Regions from separate parts of the Homo sapiens genome. Here region 2 is linked to region 1. The links are chromatin loops, found by intact Hi-C in ENCODE. Cell type or tissue: Caco-2. All regions are shown on one strand. Links, peaks and the distances in the headings refer to the core of each region. The heading gives the core; the rest is flanking DNA.

The links. A loop is a pair of places that touch in the nucleus more often than their neighbours do. Peaks named below come from ENCODE experiments on the same cell type or tissue, not always from the same donor. Only the 100,000 strongest peaks of a DNase experiment are listed, where the experiment ranks them.
Region 2: a loop joins it to region 1, with 7 times the contacts of the local background. A loop is called at or near these places in 7 of 110 quality-filtered maps.

What each region holds. Positions count from the first base shown.
Region 1 is chr1:75,259,435-75,270,544 of GRCh38, forward strand. The region is part of intron 6 of SLC44A5 (solute carrier family 44 member 5); the gene reads right to left. Among named protein-coding and RNA genes, the nearest start is that of LHX8, 130 kb to the left of the region's middle. In Caco-2, for the core only: a CTCF peak has its summit at 6,492 (motif pointing right); a DNase peak (open chromatin) is centred at 6,587.
Region 2 is chr1:75,371,146-75,382,255 of GRCh38, forward strand. All of the region lies in intron 3 of SLC44A5 (solute carrier family 44 member 5), which reads right to left. Among named protein-coding and RNA genes, the nearest start is that of SLC44A5, 230 kb to the right of the region's middle. RefSeq lists enhancers at 4,319-5,518, 4,363-5,146, 5,147-5,928, 5,929-6,710. In Caco-2, for the core only: no CTCF peak of the experiment used is centred there; a DNase peak (open chromatin) is centred at 4,816; H3K4me3 peaks cover 2,335 bases.

The DNA.
Region 1 (11,110 bases), core at 3,670-8,669:
TGAAGATCAACTCAATGAAATAAAGTGAGAAGACAAGATTAGAGAAAAAAGAGTGAAGAGAAATGAACAAAGCCTCCAAGAAATATGGGACTATGTGAAAAGACCAAATATATGTTTGATTGGTGTACCTGAAAGTGACAGGGAGAATGGAACCAAGTTGGAAAACACTCTTTGGGATATTAGCCAGGAGAACTTCCCCAGTCTAGCAAGGCAGGCCAATATTCAAATTCAGGAAATACAGAAAACACCACAAAGATATTCCTTGAGAAGAGCAACCACAAGACACACAATCATCAGATTCACCAAGGTTGAAATAAAGGAAAAAATATTAAGGGCAGCCAGAGAGAAAGGTCAGGTTACCCACAACGGGAAGCCCATCAGACAAACAGCAGATCTCTTAGCAGAAACCCTAGAGGCCAGAAGAGAATGGGGGCCAATATTCAACATTCTTAAAGAAAAGAATTTTCAACCCAGAATTTCATATCCAGCCAAACTAAGCTTCATAAGTGAAGGAGAAATAAAATCTTTACAATAAGCAAATGCTGAGAGATTTTGTCACCACCAGGCCTGCCCTAAAAGAGCTCCTGAAGGAAGCGCTAAACATGGAAAGGAACAACCAGTACCAGCCACTGCAAAAACAGGCCAAATTGTAAAGACCATCGATGCTAGGAAGAAACTGCATCAACTAACGAGCAAAATAACCAGCTGGCATCATAATGGCAGGATCAAATTCACATATAACAATATTAACCTTAAATGTAAATGGGCTAACTGCCCCAATTAAAAGACAGACTGGCAAATTGGATAAAAAGTCAACACCCATTGGTGTGCTATATTCAGGAGACCCATTTCACATGCAAAGACACACATAGGCTCAAAATAAAGGGATGGAGGAATATTTACTAAGCAAATGGAAAGCAAAAAAGCAGGGGTTGCAATCCTAGTCTCTGATAAAACAGACTTTAAACGAACAAAGATCAAAAGAGACAAAGAAGGGCATTACATACTGGTAAAGGGGTCAATGCAACAAGAAGCAGTAACCATCCTAAATATATATGCACCCAATACAGGAACACCCAGATTATAAAACAAGTTATTAGAGACCTACAAAGAGGCTTAGACTCCCACACAATAATAGTGGGAGACTTTAACACCCCACTGTCAATAGTAAACAGATCAATGAGACAGAATGTTAACAAGGATATCCGGGACCTGAACTCAGCTCTGCAACAAGCAGACCTAATAGACATCTACAAAACTCTCCACTCCATATCAGCAGAATATACATTCTTCTCAGCACCACATTACACTTATTCTAAAATTGACCACATAACTGGAAGTAAAACACTCCTCAGCAAATGCAAAAGAACAGAAATCATAACAAACAGTCTCTCAGACCACAGTGCAATCAAATTAGAACTCAGGACTAAGAAACTCACTCAAAACTGCAGAAGTACATGGAAAGTAGACAACATGCTCCTGAATGACTACTGGGTAAATATTGAAATGAAGGCAGAAATATAGATGTTCTTTGAAACCAATGAGAACAAAGACACACCATACCAGAATCTCTGGGACACATTTAAAGCAGTCTGTAGAGGGACATTTATAGCACCAAATGCCCACAAGATAAAGCAGGAAAGATCTAAAATCGACACTAACATCACATTTAAAAGAACTAGAGAAGCAAGAGCAAACAAATTCAAAAGCTAGCAGAAAGCAAGAAATTACTAAGATCAGAGCAGAACGGAAGGGCACAGAGACACAAAAAACTCTTCAAAAAATCAATGAATCCAGGATCTGGTTTTTTGAAATGATGAACAAAATAGTCAGCTAGCGAGAGTAATAAAGAAGAAAAGAGAGAAGAATCAAATAGACCCAATAAAAAATGATAAAGGGGATATCACCACCGATCCCACAGAAATACAAACTACCACCAGAGAATACTGTAAACACCTCTACTCAAAGAAACTAGAAAATCTAGAAGAAATGGATAACTTCCTGGACACATACACCCTCCCAAGACTAAACCAGGGAGAAGTTGAATCCTGGAATAGACCAGTAACAAGTTCTGAAATTGAGGCAGCAATTAATAGCCTACCAACTAAGAAAAGTCCAGGACCAGATGGATTCACAGCCAAATTCCACCAGAGGTACAAAGAAGAACTGGTACCACTCCTTCTGAAACTATTTCAAACAATAGAAAAAGAGGGAATCCTCCCTAAATCATTTTATGAAGCCAGCATCATCCTAATGCCAAAACCTGGCAGAGACACAACAACAGAAATTTCAGGCCAATATCCCTGATGAACATGGATGCGAAAATCCTCAATAAAATACTGGCAAACTGAGTCCTGCAGCACATCAAAAAGCTTATCCACCACGAGCAAGTCAGCTTCATCCCAGGGATGCAAAACAATAAATGTAATCCATCGCATAACAACCAATGACCAAAAACCACATGATTATCTCAATAGATGAAGAAAAGGCCTTCGACAAAATTCAACAGCCCTTCATGCTAAAAATTCTCTTTAAACTAGGTATTGATGGAACGTATCTCAAAATAAGAGCTATTCATGACAAACCCACAGCCAGTATCATACTGAAAGGGCAAAAACTGGAAACAATCCCTTTGAAAACCGGCACAACACAAGGATGCCCTCTCTCACCACTCCTTCACAGTATTAGAAGTTCTGGCCAGGGCAATCAAGAAAGAGAAATAAACAATGGGTATTCAAGTATGAAAAGAGGAAGTCAAATTGTCTCTGTTTGCAGATGACATGATTGTATATTTAGAAAACCCCATCATCTCAGCCCCAAATCTTCTTAAGCTGATAAACAACTTCAGCAAAGTCTCAGGATACAAAATCAATGTGCAAAAAGCACAAGCATTCCTATACACCAAGAACAAATAGAGAGCAAAACTATCAGTGAACTCCCATTCACAATTGCTACAAAGAGAATAAAATACCTAGGAATCCAACTTACAAGGGATGTGAAGCATCTCTTCGAGGAGAACTACAAACCACTGTTCAAGGAAGTAAGAGAGGACATAAACAAATGGAAAAATATTTCATGCTTATGGATAGGAAGAAACAATATTGTGAAAATGCCATATTTCCCAAAGTAATTTATAGATTCAATGCTATCCCCATCAAGCTACCACTGACTTTCTTCATAGAATTGGAAAAAACTACTTAAAAGTTCATATGGAACCAAAAAAGAGCCCGCATTGCCAAGACAATCCTAAGCCAAAAGAACAAAGCTGGAGGCATCACACTACCTGACTTCAAACTATACTACAAGGCTACAGTAATAAAAACAGCATGGTACTAGTACCAAAACAGATATATAGACCAATGGAACAGAACAAAGGCCTCAGAAATAACGTCACATATCTACAACCATCTGATCTTTGACAAACCTGACAAAAACAAGCAATCTGGAAAGAATTCCCAATTTAATAAATGGTGTTGGGAAAACTGGCTAGCCATATGCAGAAAGCTGAAACTGGATCCCTTCTTTACCTTATACAAAAAGTAACTCAATATGGATTAACGACTTAAAAATAAGACCTTAAACCATAAAAAACCCTAGACAAAAACTTAGGCAATACCATTTAGGACATAGGCATAGGCAAGGACTTCATGACTAAAACATGAAAGCAATGGCAACAAAAGCCAAAATTGACAAATGGGGTCTAATTAAACTAAAGAACTTTGGCACAGCAAAAGAAATTAACATCAGAGTGAACAAGCAACCGACAGAATGGGAGAAAATTTTTGCAATCTACCCATCTGACAAATGGCTAATATCCAGAATCTACAAATAACTTAAACAAATTTACAAGATAAAAACAAACAACACCATCAAAAAGTGGCTGAAGGATATGAACAGACACTTCTTAGAAGAAGACATTTATGCAGCCAACAAACATATGAAAAAAAGCTCATCATCACTGGTCATTAGACAAATAAAATCAAAACCACAATGAGATACCATCTCATGCCAGTTAGAATGATGGTCATTAAAAAGTCAGGAAACAACAGATGCTGGAGAGGATGTGGAGAAATAGGAATGCTTTTACACTGTTGGTAGGAGTGTAAATTAGTTCAACCCTTGTGGAAGGCAGTGTGGTGATTCCTCAAGGATCTAGAACTAGAAATACCATTTGACCCAGCAATCCCATTACTGGGTATATACCCAAAGGATTATAAATCATTCTACTATAAAGACACATACACACGTATGTTTATTGCAGCACTGTTCACAGTAACAAAGACTTGGAACCCACCCAAATGCCCATCAGTGATAGACTGGATAAAGAAAATGTAGTACATATACACCATGGACTACTATGCAGCCATAAAAAAGGATGAGCTCATGTCCTTTGTGTGGACATGGATGAAGCTGGAAACCATCATTCTCAGCAAACTAAAACAAGAACAGAAAACCAAACATAGCATGTTCTCACTCATAAGTGGGAGTTGAACAATGAGCACACATGGACACAGGGAGGGGAACATCACACACTGGGGCCTGTTGGGGGGTTGCGGCTTAGGGGAGGGATAGCATTAGGAGAAATACCTAGTGTAGACGACAGGTTGATAGGTACAGCAAACCACCATGGCACGTGTATACCTATGTAACAAACCTGCATGTTCTGCACATGTATCCCATCACTTAAAGTATTTAAAAAAAAAAAAAAAAAAAGGAATAGCAAGGCACCATTTTCAGAGCCTGGAACCTACTGTACTGCATCCTGTCCTAGGGCTCAACAACCCTTGTGTCTCCACATCCCTGGAGCCCCATTGACATCCCCTACCTGCAGCCATGTGCTGCTGCTGGCTGCTCTCACCAAGGCCAAAGTGCAAGCCATTGGCATTGATCCCCATGTGCCCAGTGGCAGGGCTGCCACACGTTTACAGTTCCCTGAGAAAGATTATTCTGTTTGCAGCTGCCACTCAAGGACAACTTGTGTGATTATAAAAAATTAAAATCATATCAAGTTTCTTCTTAGACCACAATAGAATACAATTAGAAATCAATAATGAGAAGAGCTTGGGAAACTATAAATAAATGGAAATTAAATAACATGCTTCTGAATGACCGTTAGGTCAAGAAAGAAATTAGGAGGAAATTTAAAATTTTTTTCAAACAAAGGAAAACCAAAACACAATGTATCAAAACTGATGGAATAGAGAAAAAGCAGTGCTAAGAGGAAAATTTATGGCAGTAATGACCTACATCATAAAAGTACGAAGACAATCTAACAATGCACCTCAAGGAACTAGAAAAGCAAGAACAAACCAACACAAAATTAGTAGAAGTAAATAAATAAAAATGAGAAGAGAACAAAATAGAGATTAAAAAACAATGGAAACAATTAACAAAACAAAGTTTTTATTGAAAAAAATAAAACTGATAAACTGCTAGCTAGGCTAACCAAGAAAAAAAGAGAGAAGACCCAAATAAATAAAATCAAAAATAAAAGAGGAGACATTACAACTGATACCACAGAAATGAAAAACGCTATCAGAGACTGTTATGAAAAACTGTACACCAACAAACTAGAAAAATGGATAAATTCATGGACACATATAACCTACCAAGGTTGAATCAAGAAATAGAAAAACCAAACAGACCAATAACAAATAATGAGATTGGATCAGTGATACAAAGTTTCCAAACAAAGAAAAGTTCAGGACCAGATGGTTTCACTGCTGAATTTTACCAGACTTACAGAGAAGAATTAAAACCACTTCTCTTCAAACTATTCCAGAAAATTGGAGAGGAGATAATTCTTTATAAGTCATTCTGTGAGGCCAGCATTACTTTGATACCAAAACCAAACAAGGACATAAAAACAAACAAACAAAAAAACACTATGGGGCAATATCCCTGATAAACATAGATGCAAAAATTCTCAACAGAATACTAGCAAACTGAAAGCATATGCAACTGGGGCAGGGGCTGGGGAGTGAAGAGAGGCTGGTTAATGGGTTAATGGTTAATGGGTACAAACATAGAATTAGATAGAAGGAATACATTTTAATGTTCCATAGCATGGAAAGATGACTATAGGTAGCAACAATGTACTGTACATTTCAAAGCAGCTAGGAGATGGGACTTGAAATGTTCTTAACACATAGAAATGATAAATACTTAGGTGATGAATACACTAAATACCCTGACTTGAATATTACACATTTTATGCATGTAACAAAATATCACATGCACCCCATAGATAGGTACAAATATTACATATTACATATCAGTTTTAAAAAATCTTAAATAGAAGAGCATTGTCCTCTTAATCTTTCTTGTTTCCTTATCTTAACCTCATGGGGCCAGGTATTTCAGTCTTGGTAATGGTGCTACATCAGACAATGTTCAAAGTAATTTCGGCACAACCTTTACAAGCTGAAGTTTTTGTAGTAGCCAGTAGGTGGCATCAAAAATCAATCACGTTCTCTTTTTTTGTGGAAATCTCAAAGAAAAGGTCTGTACCTAAGTGTCATGAGCAACTTTCCCAGAGCTCAAGAGGCAGAGAAAGTTACACACAACAACAAAGCACTCCGTTTTCCTTTGAAGTCGCTGTTTCATCTCTTTGGACACCGTAAAAACCCCTGGTGTTTCTCCTAGAGTCTTTTTGGTTAGATAAAGCACAAAAGGCCAAAAGCCACATCTCAAATATCACACCACCTCTAAACATGGACTTTAGGCTCGGTTATTAAGGAATGTCTTCCAGAGTTGGGAATCAAAGGATTGCTTAAATACATCATGACAATTGTTAAAGTCTAACAGGTAAGTTTCCCCATTTTAGAGCTGCCTAAATTTCTTACACATCCTAACATAGATGCATTTCATTTTGGCATAGAAATACACACACACACACACACACACACACACACACACATTTATTTGTGGTGTTTAAAACATGTAATGATACTTTTACAAGCTATGCTATGTTTAAGATTTTTAGGCCTGGGTTAAACAAGTAAAATGGAAAGCCAAGTTCACTGCAACTGTCTGTGTGTAACCTAAACAGCTTAAGACTTAGGGTTAGAATGTGCTACCTTTGCCATTTAATAGACAGTTGAACCTTAACAAGTATTTTAACCTTTCTGAATTTTAGTTTTCTAAATTTCCAAATAATAGTAATAATAGTCAGACTCACTTAGCAGTGTTGTTGAGGACCTGATCAGATCTTTAAGCTGACCTCCACTTTGGGAGCAAATCATTCTTATCTGTGTTACCCCTTTTTTCTCATTCATTTAACAATGAATTTACTGAGCACATATTGTAATGCCAGACAATGCTGTAGGTTCTGAAGATATGACAGTGAAAAAGACAGAGAATGGCCCTGATCTCAAAGAACTTTGGGCCCAGCCCGGGAAGATAAATGAAGCTAACCAATTAATAACCAGGATAAATTCAGGCAGTGATAAGTATCTAAGACAGTAAATCAAGATCTTGTGCCAGAGACTAGGAAGAGGAATGGTGACGGTGCGTGCGGCTGCTTCAGATGAGATTGTCAGCACTATATTTTAGACTTAAAATAGCACACTGCGCCGAACACAATAGATCGAATCCATAGCTTTCTTGACTTTATCTCTGAAGACCAAGAGACTCTTGAAGAAGAAATCTGTGCCTTATTTGCTCTAGTATATTGCATAGTGACTGGCCCATTGGAGGACCTCAACAACATGAAAGTGCTTTTAGAAGGCCAATGCATGCTTCTCCTACATGACTGTTCTCTCATTTAATTTTTGCTTCATTATCAGGAAATAAAGACTGAGGTAGGTTGTGTTCCATGCCATGGGTCAATGCTAGAGGTAAAGTCAGAATTTGACTCCAGGGTACATATTCTTTTGAGAAAATGTTTATCTGGTTTTTTTTTCTTTTAAAGGGGCTTTAATTATGAAGACAATCTATTGTCTCAGCATATTTACTTCTTTTTTAAATTATTTAATTTTGGAAAATTCGGTAGGAATATAAAAGTGATACACATTTTTGGTAGAAACTTGCAATGCACATAAACATACAAGAAAATAAAAATACTCAATTTTCTGTCATGATTCTATAAGGATATCTGCCATTATATTTATTTTTATTTTTATTTTTTTAAATTCAAACAAGGTCTGGCTCTGTTGCCCAGGCTGGAGTGCAGTGGTGCAATCTCAGTTCACTGCAACCTCCACCTCCTGGGCTCAAGCCATCCTCCCATCTCAGCCTCCTGATAGCTGGGACTACAGGCACTCCATCATGCTCAGCTAATTTTTTAAAATTTTTTTATTTTTATTTTTATTTTTTTGTAGGGACAGGCTTTCACCATGTTGCCCAGGCCAGTCTTGAACTTCTGGGCTCAAGTGATTGGCTCGCCTCGGCTTCCCAAAGGGCTAGGATTACAGGCATGAGCCACCCTAGCTGGCCTAATTTTTAAATGAAAAAAAGCTTAATATTTTTCTGCATACATGCTTATTGTGAACCATTGAAACAGCTCAAGAAGGTATAAGGAAGCAGCAAGAATGTTCTTTTTAAAATGTTAAATGGATTCGGTCACTCTTGTTGGAACACCTTTCTATGTCCTTCTCTGCACTTATAAATAATCCAAATACTTTATCAGAGTCCATAGGACACAGAAAATATGACTTCTACCTGTTTCTCAGACATCTCCTCATTCCACCACCCTCTTTATCGGCTACGTTTTGGCCTCTTGGCTTCCTTCTAGTGCTAGTCCTGGTGTATCATAGGGTCACTCATGCCTCAGGACCTTTGCACTTATTGCCTCTGGCTTGAGTGCTCTTCCCAGGGCTTTTGAAAGGCTGGTGTCTTCCTGGTCTTCACATCTCAGTTCAGAAGTCACCTCCTCATGAGAGTGCTTCCCTCACCCCGTAACCACAAGGTAACTACCTCCCATTGCACACCAGTCATTCTCTGTTAGGCCATCTGCTTTGTTTTTTTTCTTCATAGCATTGATCACTATTTGAAGCTATCTTGTTATTTACATTTTTATTGAGAATCTCCCTTTAACTTAAACGTAGGCTTCATGAGGGCAGGTAGCTTGTTCATTTGTTTTTACTATAACCTCAGCCTTTAGAAAACTGTCTGGGATATAATAGGGGCTCAGAAATATGAGAATGAAAATAAAAATATAATCCCATAATTGAAAATAATTACTGTAAGCATATGTATATCCGTTCAGACTTTTTTCTTGCATATGTTTTCATATATGTGAATATAGAGTATACAAGTGTACAAACATACCAACAAAATGAAATTATACTACACATGCCATTTTAATAACTTCATTTCTTGAATTAACAATATATCATGAGCACATTTCCTTGCCAATAAATATATCTCTACCCAATAATTAATGATTAAATGGTATTTTATAATTGACTATACCGTAATTCATTTAATCAATCTCCTATTGAGAAACATTTAGGTTGTTTCCATTTTATTATTACTATTACATAGTGCCTATAACGTTAGGAAATCTATGCAAATTTCCACTAGATGAGTTTCTAGGATGAAAACTGCTGAATCAAAAAGAACCTATATGTTTGATAAATATTTTATAAAATCTGATAAATATCAAATTACACTACTGCCAGTAGAAAATGAGGCGATTTTTTCTCCTCACTCTGGCCAACACCGGAAATTTTAATATTTTAAAATTTACTTGACAACCTATAAGACAAAAATAATATTTTAATTAATTTGCAATTCTTTTTTTAACTGTAGTTGAACTATATTTCTATCATTATTGGCCATTATATTATTTCCTGTTTATGACTTTTACCTACTTTCATATAGGATGATCTTTTTTTCTTTTTGATTTTGAAGAACAGCTCATATAAAAAAGGTGTTGATACATTTGGTCAGATATATATGTTGAAAATATTTGTTTTTCCTAGATTTCCATTTATCTTTCAACTTTGTTTCCAATGAGTTAAGGTGTATTTATGTGTTGAAATTCTTCAAAATTTCTATTTTCTGCTTTTGGTGTTATCTTTAGAAAAGTTTTCTTAACCCCATAATTCTATAAATATACCCTTGCATTTTCTTCTGTTACTTCTATGGTTTTATATTTTATATACAAAATCATCAATGCTTTAGTGTTTATTTTGGTATAAGATATGAGATAAACATCCAATTTTATTTTATTTTTATGAATGGTATTTCAGTTAATTCAATACTATTTATTTAATAATCATCTTTCTGCTACTGACTTGAAATCCATCTTTATCACATTCAAAATTTATATTTTTAATAGGATTTCTTTCTGTCTGGTTTTATGATAGTTTCACATTGTTATAATAATGTTACTATCATGATATATTTACTCCAATATTTTCCCTTGATACCATTTGATATGGTTTGGCTGTATCCCCACCTAAATGTCATCTTGAATTATAGCTCCCATAATTCCCACATGTTGTGGGAGGGAACCCGTGGGAGATAATTGAATGGTGGGGGCAGTTTCTCCCATGCAGTTCTGTTAGTGAATAAGTCTCACAAGAGCTGATGGTTTCATAAGGGGAAACCCCTTTCACTTGGTTCTCATTCTGTCTTGTCTGCCACCGTGTAAGACGTGCCTTTTGCCTTCTGCCATGATTGTGAGGCCTCCCCAACCACGTGGAACTGTGAGTCCATTAAGCCCCTTTTTCTTTACATATTACCCAGTCTCAGGTATGTCTTTATCACCAGTGTGAAAATGGACTAATACACCATTTTATACAATAAAACTTATGCTTAAAAAACTTTTAATATTGACTAAAATCTTGCATTTTTGTAAATATTTTACTGCTGAAAGTCCAAATATAATTTAGAGTAACTTATTAAAATTTTAAATTAATACACATTTATCATAAGAATTAAAACAATCATGAGACTTAAAAATGTACATTAGAGCAGGTTACAGGATTCAGAAACAAATATATAAATTTATTATTTAGTAATTGTTTTAGAAATCAGAGAGGAAATGGGTATATTATTCAACAAACGATTCTGAAATAATTAACTCAACAATTTGGGAAAATAGTTTGATTTCCACTTCAGTCTATATACAAAAATAAATTTCTAGGGAATTAGAAATTTA
Region 2 (11,110 bases), core at 2,489-7,488, 110 kb after region 1:
AGCAAGGATGTGTCAATGGGAAATTATACATTCACCCCATTTGCGAAGGCAGGGAATCAAAATTTATTTTTAATTAAAAACAAGATATAAAGTATTTTTAAAATAGAAAACTTCATGCAGTTTGTGTTCAATTGTTACTGTGTTTATCTGCACAAGTTACTTAACTTCTCTATGCCTCAGTTTCCTCATCTATAAAATAGGAGAAATAGAACCATCCTCAAAGGGGTTTTAGATACATTGAGTTAGCATATGTAAAGCAGTAAGAATAGTGTCCAACTCACAGTAAGTGCTGTAAACTATTTTTATTGTTATTTTTGTAGTCACATCAACATATCCAAAGACCCAAGTAGCTTTCTACAGAGCATAATATTCAGCCTTTCCTGATTATCAAGAAAATTAAGAAAATGAAAAATTAAAAAATCAAAAAATGAAAAACAGTGGAGAAATAAAATCAGATCCATCCCAGAGTAGCCACTTTATCTGTTTTTAATAATTTGAAAGAGACAGAGAGTCTAAATTATTTCCAGCTAATCAATAAAAGATATATTCATTTGTATTACTTTAGACTAACCTACGAAAAGCTAAAATGAAGGCCCACCTATTTAAAAGTGTGAGATTATATATTTTTTTATTTAGTTCAACCTTCTAAAGGCTGTTTTTCACACAGGTGAGGAACAGTTGATTGCAATACTTTGTGCTAAGAGGTAGTTCATCCTGCCAGAAAGAAAAAGCCAGGTTGGATTGACAAGGTATATAAAAGCTCCAAGGTAGCTGGGCGCAGTGGCTCAAGCCCGTAATCCCAGCACTTTGGGAGGCCGAGGCGGGCAGATCACTTAAGGGCAGGAGTTCAAGACCAGCCTGGTCAATTTGGTGAAACCCCGTCCCTACTAAAAATACAAACATTAGCCGGGCATGTTGGCACATGCCTGTAATTCCAGCTACTTGGGAAGCTGACACAGGAGAATTGCTTGAACCTGGGAGGCAGAAGCTGCAGTGAGCCAAGATCATGCCACAGCACTCTAAACTGGGTGACAGAGTGAGACTCTGTCTCAAAAAAAAAAAAAAAAAAAACCTTCAGGGTAAGGAAAGAGCTTTTTCCCAGTGAGTCAGAGATCAAATGCATGTAAAATGTTTTACCTAAATAAAAAATTTGCCCTTTTTCCTTAAATTTACACTTACTTTTCCCCAGATGCCTAACTCTGGCTAACACTTACATGCAGATTGAGAGGAAAAAATAAAGAGTAATTAAGATTACAGGAGAATATTTTAATCCTGGCATTCTGACACTGAGGATATTCAACATAAAATACAACTTTACCCAAGCAAAACAAGATTAGGAGGAAATCATCATGACAAAATAAAACTAGCAATTCTAAAGACATGTACATATAGTGAAGTGAATTTTTTCTTTGTAAAAGTTAGTTGAACAATGGTCAAAATGGGTTAAAGAATCACATATTGTTAGTAAACCAGAAAACTGCAAAAATTGACCTTGGAAGAAATGAAACCTTCAGAGAAGTTATTAACAGAAAATAGAATTGACATTAGCTAAACTTTTCATGGTAATGTTTACTGACCAAAAATTGATAAAAGAATTATATCTTCCTTTAAAATTTGACATTGGAAAATTGTATTAGGGAGAAATAATGACCACAGAAATATTTAATGAAATAGCTTTGGTTGTTCAAACAATGTAGATAAAACATAATCACTAAATCAAATCTTTGTTTTTAAATTGACATTCAGTCCAATGAAGTTTAGTAGAATAAAAAAGAATAAAACCATAGTTTAACACTGCTATACAAAAAATTAAGGAATCAAACTCATAGATTTTACTTCAAAAAATGTAAGAACTCCTTATTGACCTGAATTCATTGATGATCGTATAAATCTGAATATTGGTATTTAGAAGCAGAGTCAAAATATCCTCAGGTCAACATTTAAATTAGGTCAAAGTGTCAGAATCAAGAAAAAGATCTAGAAGATGGCTGACTAGATGCAGCTGGGAAAGGCCTCCCTCACTAACAGAAACCAAAATGTAGAGTAAACCATTATACTTTGAAAAAATATTTTGAGAGAAAACACCAAAAATCGATAGGGAGGTGACAGACATTGTGGCTAAAGAGGGAGGAAACTGGGAAGCCTGCATGGAGTCACCGAGCACCAAGACCAGCTCCTGGCCCTCAACAGGTCCTAAGGAAGGGGTGAGTAAAGGAACTCCAAGGCACCACACCCCAAATACAACCCTCTGGGATCCTAGAGACAAGAGATCCCATTACCCCCACAGACATTTGAATTGGCAGGAGGAACTTCTTAGAGACCAGACAGAGGCAGAGATTGAACCTGCATAGAACCCTGAAGGTTTCAAGGTGGCACGTGGTGCAGCAGCAACTAAACGTGACTTCAGGCATTTATCCCAGAAGGCTCTCTATCTTGCTCTGAGTGACTGTAGCTCCTGCTGACTGTTCGGCCAGGAGAGAGCAAGGCTGCCTTTCCTGCAGGAGCAGGGCACATCTGATCCACACGCTGCCTTGTCCACCAGTCCCTCCTAAGACAACCTGCCTGGCTACTCCTGCAGGAGGTTGCCCACAGCACAGCCTCTACTGCCCCACCTGAGTGTTTTGCCAGCTGTCTGGGAGGAGTTAAACTCCCCCAGCACAGCTGGCACTCAACCCTGAGGGTTCAGAGGACAAAACTACTGGCCGAGTCCCTACCCCCCAGGATTCAAGCACACTACCCAGGGGCATCAAGCTGAGATCTGTGGCCTGAGCTCAGGTTGGGGAGGAGCCCCCACTCTCAGAACACTGAGGGAGTGTGGCCTGTGCTCATGTGGTGGCATGGGAGCTGGTCATCCCTCCCTCCACCAGACCAGTCCAGAAAGGGTGTAGCCTGTTAGCTGCAGCTTCTGCCCCAAGGAGCCCTGCAGCCTAGAACATTTTGGAACAGCAAGTGACCTGAATGCAGAAGGCTTGGGACAAGTCTAGCTGGTTGGGCCTGTTCTTACGCAGGCATCAGAGGGAGACCCAGTAGAAGGGGTGCAAGCTGAGCAGGTCCCACAATCATCCTCTGGGCTAAAATCCCTGGCCACAGTCAACACACAAGCTGAATACCTGTGGTACCACCACTCTCCCTCAGGATCCTCCACTCTTGACCCACTGAATCACCAGACTACCTGCAGACATACCTCACAACCTCCTTGGACTCTGCCAGGCTTAGAGGACCAGTAGGTCTCCAGGGAATTGTGGGTCTCCTGGTGACCTAACACTTGGCACAGACCACACCTAAGAAGGTGTGGAGAAGGTAGCCCACCAAAGCCCCACTTGATGCTAAGGAAATGCAGGCGTGATGCCAGTAACTGCAGGGTACTCCACTAAGGCCTGTAGACAAACTTGGTGAGGAAGTCATCTTTTGCCCCCCATTCCCCTCCCCAGGGCACCGCTGCACATGCACTGAAACACACAAGAGGCATGTGGCTAAGAGCCTATCTGCCAGCCCTGACTCTTAAGCACTATCTACTGGATTGCAACCTGAATCACACCGGGAAGCAAAAATACATCCCTTCAGCGCTCAATGCCTGGAGACCCATGCAGGAAAGGATCCACAACTGAGGAACTCTACACAGCCTTGGCCCTCTAAAAGCACATAGAAATGAAGCCAGTACTATACACAACATACACCACAGTCAAACACAAAAATTATTATAAAAACAAAAAGTCCCATCCAAATGACGGCAATTTCAAAAAGAAATACTGGCCCCCTCATATGAGAAGCAATCAGTGCAAGAACTCTAGCAATTTAAAAAGTCAGAGTGTTTCCTTACCTCTAAAGGATTGCACTATCTCTCCAGCAATGGATCCTAACCAGATTGAAATGTCTGAAACAACTGACATAGAATTCAGAATATGGATGGCCAAGAAAGCTCAACGAGATTCAAGAGAAAATTAAAACCCAATCCAAGAAAACTCAAAAAATGATCCAAGTATCGAAAGACAACAGAGCCATTTTAAGTAAGAACCAAACTCAACTTCTGGAATTGAAAATTTCACTATAGAAATTTCAAAATACAGCTGAAAGTCTTAATAACAGATTAGACCAAGCTGAGGAAAGAATTTCAGAGCTTGAAGATCAGTCTTCCAAATCAACTCAGTCAGACAAAAACAAATAAAAAAGAATAATTTAAAAATAGACAAACCCTCTAGAGACTATACGTGTGACTCACTGGCATGTCTGAGAGAGAAGAGAGAGTAAGCAACTTGGAAAACATATCTGAGGATACAATCCACAACAATTTCCCCAATTTTGCGAAAGAAGTTGACATGTAAGTTCAAGAAATTCAGAGAATCTTTGTGAGACATTATACAAGGTGACCTTCCTCAAGACACATAATCATCAGAATTTTCAAAGTCAACAAGAAAAGAAATCTTAAAGGCAACTGTAGAAAAGGGTCATATCACTTTTCTATCACTGTTCACAAAGGGAACCCCATCAGGTGAACAGTGGACTTCTCAGCAGAAACCTTACAAGCCAGAATAGACCTGGAGGCCTATTTTTAGCATTCTTGAAGTAAAGAAATACCAACCAAGTATTTTGTATCTCACCAAACTAATTTTCATAACAGAAGGAGAAAGACAATTTTTCCCGAACAAGCAATCACTAAGAAAATTCATTACCACTGAATCGTGGAGGAGCCAAGATGGCCGAATAGGAACAGCTCCTGTCTACAGCTCCCAGCGTGAGTGACACAGAAGATGGGTGATTTCTGCATTTCCATCTGAGGTACCGGGTTCATCTCACTTGGGAGTGCCAGGCAGTGGGCGCAGGTCAGTGGGTGTGTGCACCGTGTGCGAGCCGAAGCAGGGCGAGGCATTGCCTCACTTGGGAAGTGCAAGGGGTCAGGGAGTTCCCTTTCCAAGTCAAAGAAAGGGGTGACGGACGCACCTGGAAAATTGGGTCACTCCCACCCAAATACTGCGCTTTTCCGACCGGCTTAAAAAACGGCGCACGACGAGATTATATCCCACACCTGGCTCAGAGGGTCCTACGCCCATGGAGTCTCGCTGATTGCTAGCACAGCAGTCTGAGATCAAACTGCAAGGCGGCAGCGAGGCTGGGGGAGGGGCGCCCGCCATTGCCCAGGCTTGCCTAGGTAAACAAAGCAGCCAGGAAGCTCCAACTGGGTGGAGCCCACCACAGCTCAAGGAGGCCTGCCTGCCTCTGTAGGCTCCACCCCTGGGGGCAGGGCACAGACAAACAAAAAGACAGCAGTAACCTCTGCAGACTTAAATGTCCCTGTCTGACAGCTTTGAAGAGAGCAGTGGTTCTCCCAGCACGCAGCTGGAGATCTGAGAACGGGCAGACTGCCTCCTCAAGAGGGTCCCTAAACCCCGAGCAGCCTAACTGGGAGGCACCCCCCAGCAGGGGCACACTGACACCTCACACGGCAGGGTACTCCAACAGACCTGCAGCTGAGGGTCCTGTCTGTTAGAAGGAAAACTAACAAACAGAAAGGACATCCACACCAAAAACCCATCTGTACATCACCATCATCAAAGACCAAAAGTAGATAAAACCACAAAGATGGGGAAAAAACAGAGCAGAAAAACTGGAAACTCTAAAAAGCAGAGCGCCTCTCCTCCAAAGGAACGCAGTTCCTCACCAGCAATGGAACAAAGCTGGATGGAGAATGACTTTGACAAGCTGAGAGCAGAAGGCTTCAGACGATCAAATTACTCTGAGCTACGGGAGGACATTCAAACCAAAGGCAAAGAAGTTGAAAACTTTGAAAAAAATTTAGAAGAATGTAAAACTAGAATAACCAATACAGAGAAGTGCTTAAAGGAGCTGATGGAGCTGAAAACCAAGGCTCGAGAACTACGTGAAGAATGAAGAAGCCTCAGGAGTCGATGCTATCAACTGGAAGAAAGGGTATCAGCAATGGAATGTGGGGAAAAGCAAGAGAGATCAGATTGTTACTGTGTCTGTGTAGAAAGAAGTAGACATAGGAGACTCCATTTTGTTATGTACTAAGAAAAATTCTTCTGCCTTGAGATTCTGTTAATCTATAACCTTACCCCCAACCCCGTGCTCTCTGAAACGTGTGCTGTGTCAACTCAGAGTTAAATGGATTAAGGGCGGTGCAAGATGTGCTTTGTTAAACAGATGCTTGAAGGCAGCATGCTCCTTAAGAGTCATCACCACTCCCTAATCTCAAGTACCCAGGGACACAAAAACTGCGGAAGGCCGCAGGGACCTCTGCCTAGGAAAGCCAGGTATTGTCCAAGGTTTCTCCCCATGTGATAGTCTGAAATATGGCCTCGTGGGAAGGGAAAGACCTGACCATCCCCCAGCCCGACACCCGTAAAGGGTCTGTGCTGAGGAGGATTAGTAAAAGAGGAAGGAATGCCTCTTGCAGTTGAGACAAGAGGAAGGCATCTGTCTCCTGCCTGTCCCTGGGCAATGGAATGTCTCGGTATAAAACCCGATTGTATGCTCCATCTACTGAGATAGGGAAAAACTGCCTTAGGGCTGGAGGTGGGACCTGCGGGCAGCAATACTGCTTTGTAAAGCATTGAGATGTTTATGTGTATGCATATCTAAAAGCACAGCACTTAATCCTTTACATTGTCTATGATGCAAAGACCTTTGTTCACGTGTTTGTCTGCTGACCCTCTCCCCACAATTGTCTTGTGACCCTGACACATCCCCCTCTTCGAGAAACACCCACAAATGATGAATAAATACTAAGGGAACTCAGAGGCTGGCGGGATCCTCCATATGCTGAACGCTGGTTCCCCGGTTCCCCTTATTTCTTTCTCTATACTTTGTCTCTGTGTCTTTTTCTTTTCCAAATCTCTCGTCCCACCTTACGAGAAACACCCACAGGTGTGTAGGGGCAACCCACCCCTACATCTGGTGCCCAACGTGGAGGCTTTTCTCTAGGGTGAAGGTACGCTCGAGCGTGGTCATTGAGGACAAGTCGACGAGAGATCCCAAGTACGTCTACAGTCAGCCTTACAGTAAGCTTGTGCGCTCGGAAGAAGCTAGGGTGATAATAGGGCAAACTAAAAGTAAAATTAAAAGTAAATATGCCTCTTATCTCAGCTTTATTAAAATTCTTTTAAAAAGAGGGGGAGTTAAAGTATCTACAAAAAATCTAATCAAGCTATTTCAAATAATAGAACAATTTTGCCCATGGTTTCCAGAACAAGGAACTTTAGATCTAAAAGATTGGAAAAGAATTGGTAAGGAACTAAAACAAGCAGGTAGGAAGGGTAATATCATTCCACTTACAGTATGGAATGATTGGGCCATTATTAAAGCAGCTTTAGAACCATTTCAAACAGAAGAAGATAGCATTTCAGTTTCTGATGCCCCTGGAAGCTGTTTAATAGATTGTAATGAAAAGACAAGGAAAAAATCCCAGAAAGAAACGGAAAGTTTACATTGCAAATATGTAGCAGAGCCGGTAATGGCTCAGTCAACGCAAAATGTTGACTATAATCAATTACAGGAGGTGATATATCCTGAAACGTTAAAATTAGAAGGAAAAGGTCCAGAATTAATGGGGCCATCAGAGTCTAAACCACGAGGCACAAGTCCTCTTCCAGCAGGTCAGGTGCCCGTAAGATTACAACCTCAAACGCAGGTTAAAGAAAATAAGACCCAACCGCCAGTAGCTTATCAATACTGGCCGCCGGCTGAACTTCAGTATCGGCCACCCCCAGAAAGTCAGTATGGATATCCAGGAATGCCCCCAGCACCACAGGGCAGGGCGCCATACCCTCAGCTGCCCACTAGGAGACTTAATCCTATGGCACCACCTAGTAGACAGGGTAGTGAATTACATGAAATTATTGATAAATCAAGAAAGGAAGGAGATACTGAGGCATGGCAATTCCCAGTAACGTTAGAACCAATGCCACCTGGAGAAGGAGCCCAAGAGGGAGAGCCTCCCACAGTTGAGGCCAGATACAAGTCTTTTTCGATAAAAATGCTAAAAGATATGAAAGAGGGAGTAAAACAGTATGGACCCAACTCTCCTTATATGAGGACATTATTAGATTCCATTGCTCATGGACATAGACTCATTCCTTATGATTGGGAGATTCTGGCAAAATCGTCTCTCTCACCCTCTCAATTTTTACAATTTAAGACTTGGTGGATTGATGGGGTACAAGAACAGGTCCGAAGAAATAGGGCTGCCAATCCTCCAGTTAACATAGATGCAGATCAACTATTAGGAATAGGTCAAAATTGGAGTACTATTAGTCAACAAGCATTAATGCAAAATGAGGCCATTGAACAAGTTAGAGCTATCTGCCTTAGAGCCTGGGAAAAAATCCAAGACCCAGGAAGTACCTGCCCCTCATTTAATACAGTAAGACAAGGTTCAAAAGAGCCCTATCCTGATTTTGTGGCAAGGCTCCAAGATGTTGCTCAAAAGTCAATTGCCGATGAAAAAGCCCGTAAGGTCATAGTGGAGTTGATGGCATATGAAAACGCCAATCCTGAGTGTCAATCAGCCATTAAGCCATTAAAAGGAAAGGTTCCTGCAGGATCAGATGTAATCTCAGAATATGTAAAAGCCTGTGATGGAATCGGAGGAGCTATGCATAAAGCTATGCTTATGGCTCAAGCAATAACAGGAGTTGTTTTAGGAGGGCAAGTTAGAACATTTGGAAGAAAATGTTATAATTGTGGTCAAATTGGTCACTTAAAAAAGAATTGCCCAGTCTTAAATAAACAGAATATAACTATTCAACCAACTACAACAGGTAGAGAGCCACCTGACTTATGTCCAAGATGTAAAAAAGGAAAACATTGGGCTAGTCAATGTCGTTCTAAATTTGATAAAAATGGGCAACCATTGTCGGGAAATGAGCAAAGGGGCCAGCCTCAGGCCCCACAACAAACTGGGGCATTCCCAATTCAGCCATTTGTTCCTCAGGGTTTTCAGGGACAACAACCCCCACTGTCCCAAGTGTTTCAGGGAATAAGCCAGTTACCACAATACAACAATTGTCCCCCGCCACAAGCGGCAGTGCAGCAGTAGATTTATGTACTATACAAGCAGTCTCTCTGCTTCCAGGGGAGCCCCCACAAAAAATCCCCACAGGGGTATATGGCCCCCTGCCTGAGGGGACTGTAGGACTAATCTTGGGAAGATCAAGTCTAAATCTAAAAGGAGTTCAAATTCATACTAGTGTGGTTGATTCAGACTATAAAGGTGAAATTCAATTGGTTATTAGCTCTTCAATTCCTTGGAGTGCCAGTCCAGGAGACAGGATTGCTCAATTATTACTCCTGCCATATATTAAGGATGGAAATAGTGAAATAAAAAGAATAGGAGGGCTTGTAAGCACTGATCCAACAGGAAAGGCTGCATATTGGGCAAGTCAGGTCTCAGAGAACAGACCTGTGTGTAAGGCCATTATTCAAGGAAAACTAATTTGGTGGAAAGATAATAAAAATAAGACATGGGAAATAGGTAAGGTGATAACGTGGGGGAGAGGTTTTGCTTGTGTTTCACCAGGAGAAAATCAGCTTCCTGTTTGGATACCCACTAGACATTTGAAGTTCTACAATGAACCCATCGGAGATGCAAAGAAAAGGGCCTCCACGGAGATGGTAACACCAGTCACATGGATGGATAATCCTATAGAAGTATATGTTAATGATAGTGAATGGGTACCTGGCCCCACAGATGATCGCTGCCCTGCCAAACCTGAGGAAGAAGGGATGATGATAAATATTTCCATTGGGTATCGTTATCCTCCTATTTGCCTAGGGAGAGCACCAGGATGTTTAATGGCTGCAGTCCAAAATTGGTTGGTGGAAGTACCTACTGTCAGTCCCATCAGTAGATTCACTTATCACATGGTAAGCGGGATGTCACTCAGGCCACGGGTAAATTATTTACAAGACTTTCCTTATCAAAGATCATTAAAATTTAGACCTAAAGGGAAACCTTGCCCCAAGGAAATTCCCAAAGAATCAAAAAATACAGAAGTTTTAGTTTGGGAAGAATGTGTGGCCAATAGTGCGGTGATATTACAAAACAATGAATTCGGAACTATTATAGATTGGGCACCTCGAGGTCAATTCTACCACAATTGCTCAGGACAAACTCAGTCGTGTCCAAGTGCACAAGTGAGTCCAGCTGTTGATAGCGACTTAACAGAAAGTTTAGACAAACATAAGCATAAAAAATTGCAGTCTTTCTACCCTTGGGAATGGGGAGAAAAAGGAATCTCTACCCCAAGACCAAAAATAGTAAGTCCTGTTTCTGGTCCTGAACATCCAGAATTATGGAGGCTTACTGTGGCCTCACACCACATTAGAATTTGGTCTGGAAATCAAACTTTAGAAACAAGAGATCGTAAGCCATTTTATACTGTCGACCTAAATTCCAGTCTAACAGTTCCTTTACAAAGTTGCGTAAAGCCCCCTTATATGCTAGTTGTAGGAAATATAGTTATTAAACCAGACTCCCAGACTATAACCTGTGAAAATTGTAGATTGCTTACTTGCATTGATTCAACTTTTAATTGGCAACACCGTATTCTGCTGGTGAGAGCAAGAGAGGGCGTGTGGATCCCTGTGTCCATGGACCGACCGTGGGAGGCCTCACCATCCGTCCATATTTTGACTGAAGTATTAAAAGGTGTTTTAAATAGATCCAAAAGATTCATTTTTACTTTAATTGCAGTGATTATGGGATTAATTGCAGTCACAGCTACGGCTGCTGTAGCAGGAGTTGCATTGCATTCTTCTGTTCAGTCAGTAAACTTTGTTAATGATTGGCAAAATAATTCTACAAGATTGTGGAATTCACAATCTAGTATTGATCAAAAATTGGCAAATCAAATTAATGATCTTAGACAAACTGTCATTTGGATGGGAGACAGACTCATGAGCTTAGAACATCGTTTCCAGTTACAATGTGACTGGAATACGTCAGATTTTTGTATTACACCCCAAATTTATAATGAGTCTGAGCATCACTGGGACATGGTTAGACGCCATCTACAGGGAAGAGAAGATAATCTCACTTTAGACATTTCCAAATTAAAAGAACAAATTTTCGAAGCATCAAAAGCCCATTTAAATT